2 separate regions of the Homo sapiens genome follow, and region 2 is linked to region 1. Evidence: chromatin loops called from intact Hi-C (ENCODE). Cell type or tissue: endothelial cell of umbilical vein. All regions are shown on one strand. Each heading gives the region's core, and the rest is flanking DNA. Links, peaks and the distances in the headings are about the cores only.

Region 1 (2,918 bases), core at 317-2,816:
ACTACCTTTTGAGCGGGAAGAACTTGGAACGTGGGATCAGAGTCATGGATTGAGTCCTGGCTTTGCATTAATGTCAGCTGGTGTTTATAAAGGTGCCTTCTGTGAATAATTTATTATGTTATTTAATGTAGTACATTAGTATTTAAATACATTATTTAATACATTTATCTAGTACATTATTTCACTTAATACCACAGCACTCCTATGAGGTGATACTAATGTCATTGTCCCCATTCCATGGATAGGAAAAGAAATTCATAGACATAGAAGGTAAATAACTTACCCAAGCTACTCAGGCTTGTTCTCTGTAATTCCAAATCTTATTTTTTTTTTAATTTTAGCTGCTTCTTCTTCTTCTTCTTCCTCTTCTATTGAGATAGTCTTGCTCTGTTTAATTTTAGTTTCCTCCTCCTCCTCCTTCTGTCTCCTCCTTCTTCTTCTTCTTCCTCTTCTTCTTCTTCCTCTTGTTCTATTGAGACAGTCTCACTCTGCTTAATTTGTTCTTCTTCTTCTTTCTCTTCTTATTCTATTGAGATAGTCTCACTCTGTTTAATTTCCTCCTCCTCTTCCTCTTCCTCTTCCTCCCCTCCTCCTCCTCCTCCTCCTCCTCCTCCTTCTTCTCCTTCTCCTTCTCCTCCTTCTCCTTCTCCTTCTCCTTCTCCTTCTCCTTCTTCTTCTTCTTCTTCTTCCTCTTCCTCTTCTTCTCCTTCTCCTTCTCCTTCTCCTTCCTCTTCTTCTGAGACAGTCTCACTCTGTTGCCCAGGCAGGAGTGCAGTGATGTGATCTCTGCTCACTGCAACCTCCACCTCCTGGTTCAAGTGATTCTCCTGCCTCAGTTTCCCAAGTACCTGGGATTACAGGTGCATGCTGCTATGCCCAGCTAATTTTTGTATTTTTAGTAGAGATGGGGTTTTGCCATGTTGGCCAGGCTGGTCTCAAACTCCTGGCCTCAAGTGATCCGCCTGCCTCAGCCTCTCAAAGTGTTGGGATTACAGGCATGAGCAATTGCACCTGGCCTTTTTTGTTTGTTTGTTTAAGATAATATATTTACTTGGGTCCAAATTCAAAAGATACAAAAAATAAAACAGTAAAAAATCTCCTTCCTACTCTTGTCCCCCAGCCACTAGTCTACCCTCCTGGAGGCAAACAGTTTTAGCAGCTGCATGTTTTCTTCCAGAGATTTGTTATAAGTATATAAGCAAATAGGCAAGTATATTGTTCCTACTGTTTTTGTATGTGTGGATGTATAAATCCCTTTGAATTGAATTGAAGAGGCGTGGCTAAAGTTCTCCATATAAGACAATAGTATGATTTGATAATAATACAAAAGCAGTGTCTTTAGTTAAACATACTCTATTCTTTAAATTTTCTGACCTTTGCTCTTGTTTTTTCCTCAGTACAAAATGCTTGACTCCTAACTCACACTCCTCACCTGCCAAGCTCCTTGACACCCTTCAGGATGCGGCTCAGACGTCATCTCCTCTCCAGCAACATTCCTCAACCAGCCCCTCTCCCCCTTAAAGATGATTCATTTCCTCCTTTGTATTCCCACATTTTTCACATTATGTAATACTTATTTTTTAAACTAACTGTATTCCTAAAGATAGCCTGATAGGTCCCAGGAGGACATTCATTCATTCAACATACACACACGCACACATACACACACACATGCATGCACAATATATCTATATACATACATATACCATATATACGTAATGTATATATATATTATATACATTATATATACACACACACACTCTCTCTCTATATATACATATATATATACATATATACACATATATATACATATATACATACACATATATATACACACATATATATATACACACACATATATATACATATATATATATATATACACACACACACACATATATATATATACACTTGTTTGGTGAGGGTCTGCTCTTCTTTTTTTTTTTTTTTTTTTGAGACAGAGTCTCACTCTGTTGCCCAGCCTGGGGTGCAGTGGCGTGATCTTGGCTCATTGCAAACTCTGCCTCCCAGGTTCAAGTGGTTCTTCTGCCTCAGCCTCCTGGGTAGCTGGGACTACAGGCGCACACCACCACGACCGACTAATGTTTGTATTTTTAGTAGAGACAGAGTTTCACCATATTGGCTAGGCTGGTCTCGAACTCCTGACCTCGTGATCCGCCCACCTCAGCCTCCCAAAGTGCTGGATTACAGGCATGAGGCAACGTGCCCGGCCAGTCTTCTCTTTTTAGTTTTGGTGGCAGCATATTAAATACACCAGTCTGCACCTTGCTTTCTAAGAAGCTTTTATTGCAGGAAAATTTCACACATACACAAAAGTAGAAAAAACAGTGTGAACCCCCCATATAGCCATCAACCCACTTCAACAATGATCCACACTCGGCCAATCTTTTTGTATCTTCACTTCCTCTCCCTCTCCCCCTGATTATTTTAAATCAAATCCCAGGCATCATATAATTTCATCTATTAATTCTTCAGCATATATTTCTAAAAGAAAATTACCTGAGAAAAAACACAACCTCTACACATGTAAAAGAAAACAATAATTCTTTAATACCATAAGCTACCTAGTCAGCATTCAGATTTCCTTGATTTTTTTTCTCTCTCAACAAATGCTGTTTTGTTTGAATCAAAATTCAAGTAAGGTCCACACATTGCATTTGGTTACTTCCCTTGCTTTTTATCACGAACAACACTCTTAGAGATGATTTCCTACCAGAACATAAAGAACTACTTTATTCTTTTTCCCGTTGCAGAGTATTCTTTGTATGAATGTCCTAGAATTCATTTGACCAGCCTGTTGGTGGACGTGTAGGTCATTTTCAACCTTTTGCTATTGCAAACAATGCTGCATTGAATAACTTGTAAGCATGCCATTTTGCATACGTGGGAGTATATCT
Region 2 (2,918 bases), core at 109-2,608, 54 kb before region 1:
CTCAGCAAACTATCACAAGGACAAAAAACCAAACACCTCATGTTCTCACTCATAGGTGGGAATTGAACAATGAGAACACATGGACGCAGGAAGGGGAACATCACACACAGGGGCCTGTTGTGGGGTGGGGAGAGGGGGGAGGGATAGCATTTGGAGATATACCTAATGTTAAATGATGAGTTACTGGGTGCAGCACACCAACATGGCACATGTATACATATGTAACTAACCTGCACATTGTGTACATGTACCCTAAAACTTAAAGTATAATAAAAAAAAATAATGTTCATGATTTAGATCAGTGCTGTCCTAGAGAAATGTGAGAGCCACATATGAAATTTTGTGTTCTAGTAGTCACACTAAAAAGTTAAAAGAGGCCAGGTGTGATGGCTCACACCTGTAATCCCAGCAATTTGGGAGGCCAAGGTGGGAGGATCGCTTGAGCCCAAAGTTCAAGACCAGCCTGGGCAACATAGTGAAACCTCATCTCTATCAAAAAAAAAAAAAAAAAATTAGCCAGGCATGGTGGCATGTGCCTGTAGTCCCTGCAACTCAAGAGGCTGAAGTGGAAGGATCACCTGAACCCAGGGAGGTTGAGGCTGCAGTGAGCCATGATCATGCCACTGCACTTTAGCCTGAGCAGCAGAGTGAGACCTTATCTAAAAAAAAAAAAAAAAAAAAAGGAAAACAAAATTCACTAGCCACATGTGGCTAGTAGCTACTATATTAGACAGCCCAAATCTAGATCATGGGTTTGAATCCTTAATCTGTCCCTTACCAGCTATGTGACCTTGGGCAAGTTCCTTAACCTATCTTAGTGTGAAAAATTTCCTTGTCTGTAAAATAGAGAGGTTCCCTGACAGATGCAGTTGTGATAATTCAAAGAGACAATCCATGGAAAGCACATAGCCTGGGGCTTGCTAGCAGTAAGTGGGATGGTTATTATTAGTACAGGTATTACAATCGAAGGCAAAGTGTCCCAAGTGTCCAGTGGAGAAATCATCTTGGGCACCACTCAGTTCATGTCCCCAGCATTCCATCCACGTGGAGTGGCTGGCCCCTTAAACACATCACCAGACAGTACAATTTCCGGCCTTTTCCATTTTGTTCCATTTTCAGGAGCTGAGCATGAAGAACGAGAAGTCGGAAGTGAGTCAGCAGGATAGCACTTAGAGCCTAAAAAAGCAAGCAGGACATCAGAATGCATAAGCAGGAATATAATGTGCAGGAAGTGGGAGGTGATCTTCCCTTTCTTCCAAGAACTGGCTCACCCCATGAGTTGTCTGCAAAGACTTTGCAGAACTTGGGCCAGGCCCAGGAATATTAAAGGACTACAAAAGGAGCAACTCACATTCAACAGTGCTGGGTGCTCAACACCTGTTATCTCATGTGATCAATCGTCAATATGTCCCATTTTGCAAATGAAGAAACAGACTCGGGAAGTCAAGGTACCTTATCAAATCTCACACATCTCGTGAGTGACAAAGCTGGGGCTGGCCCACTTCCCACTGTAACCCACAGCTGGAGGGAAGGGGCAAAGAAGTGATGCTATGGAGTACCAGGAAGGACAGGCAGAGAATTCTTACCCTTTCAAGCCTGGCAGCCAGGGGCCTCCCTCACTGGGTGCATGATACTTTTTTAACATTTCTTACCCAAAACTGTTAGCAGAAGGCAAGAGGATCACCTCCGACCTTTTAGCACACACATTCCTCTGGGTCACACTACGTCCATTCTCTGTCTCCATGCTTCGGGCCTGGCTTATCTTTCTACCTCTTCTTCTACCCAAGTTCTACTCACTTTTAAGGCTTTGCTCTTGGAGCCTCAGATCTTCTTCTTTGTTGTCTTTTTTTTTTTTTTTGAGAACCTCGACCTCCCTGGGCTCAGGTGATCCTCTCACCTCAGCCTCCTGAGTAGCTGGGTCTACAGGCATGTGCCACCACAGCTGACTAATTTTTTTGTATTTTGTAGAGCTGGGGTTTTGCCTTGTTGCTCATTAGAATCTGCCTGCCTCAGCCTCCTAAAGTGCCAGGATTACAGGCATGAGCCACTGCACTGGGCTGTAGCCTCAGAACTTTCATGAAGCATTTTTCCTGATACAAGTCCCTCTGGATCTCTCTCTCCCCTGAAGAATTTAGACATTCAATGTCTGCAATATTTATTTGAAACATACACTCTTATTTATATAATCTTATTTATGTGATGCCGTGAAAAACTTTCTAGCTGTCTGACCTTGGGCACTAGACACTTGAGCATGCTTCCTCATCTGTTCAATGGGTATAATAACACCTATTTTGCAGTAGAAGGTAATATTGAGAAAATTAACTAAGGTCATATATTACTATATGAAATATCTAGCACAATGCCTGACACAGAGTGGCCACTTGGGATAGGTAGTTCCCTTCCTCACTTTTTTTTTCTTTTTAGAGAAACAGCCCAGGCTGTTCTCAAACTTCTGTGCTGAAGCAATCCTCCTGCCTCAGCCTTCCAAAGTCTTGGGATGACAACCATGAGCCACAATACCTGGCCTCTTTCCTCACTTCTGTGTGTTGCTTACTTGTCATTATTTTCCTGGTATCTCTATTTCCAGTGCTCTTCTGTTTGGGGAGTTGGTTGGGGAGATGAGATGTGATACTTTAATCTTAGTAAATTGTAAAATGCTTCTCCCATCTTCCTTCATCCATTTTTCTGAGCCCCTACAGTCCCTCCATCAGTTTCGTGACAGGGGATAAAGTCATCAATGCCAAAGCAAAGGTGGAGGCTCGATAAGAGAGAGTGGGAGCAAGGCTACAAACCTCATAGGCATTTGGTATTGCTGAAGGACAACGTGCATGTTCAGGATCAGCTACTGGAAGGTATAACAAGAGAAGCCAGACAAGACAGTGGAAGAATCAGTCAGGGAGCCAATAGCAACTAAGATA

The links. Hi-C counts contacts between places; a loop is a spot of excess contacts. Peaks named below come from ENCODE experiments on the same cell type or tissue, not always from the same donor. Only the 100,000 strongest peaks of a DNase experiment are listed, where the experiment ranks them.
Region 2: a loop joins it to region 1, with 6 times the contacts of the local background. A loop is called at or near these places in 15 of 110 quality-filtered maps.

The regions. Positions count from the first base shown.
Region 1 is chr17:27,978,837-27,981,754 of GRCh38, reverse strand. All of the region lies in intron 2 of LINC01992 (long intergenic non-protein coding RNA 1992), which reads left to right. Among named protein-coding and RNA genes, the nearest start is that of LINC01992, 11 kb to the left of the region's middle. In endothelial cell of umbilical vein, for the core only: no CTCF peak of the experiment used is centred there; DNase peaks (open chromatin) are centred at 1,464 and 2,694; H3K27ac peaks cover 2,129 bases.
Region 2 is chr17:28,032,663-28,035,580 of GRCh38, reverse strand. It overlaps LOC105371709 (a long non-coding RNA gene), which reads left to right. Exons shown (of 3, transcript XR_934637.4): 3 at 1,120-1,441. Among named protein-coding and RNA genes, the nearest start is that of NLK, 8.6 kb to the left of the region's middle. RefSeq lists an enhancer at 767-1,966. In endothelial cell of umbilical vein, for the core only: no CTCF peak of the experiment used is centred there; a DNase peak (open chromatin) is centred at 1,140; H3K27ac peaks cover 1,392 bases.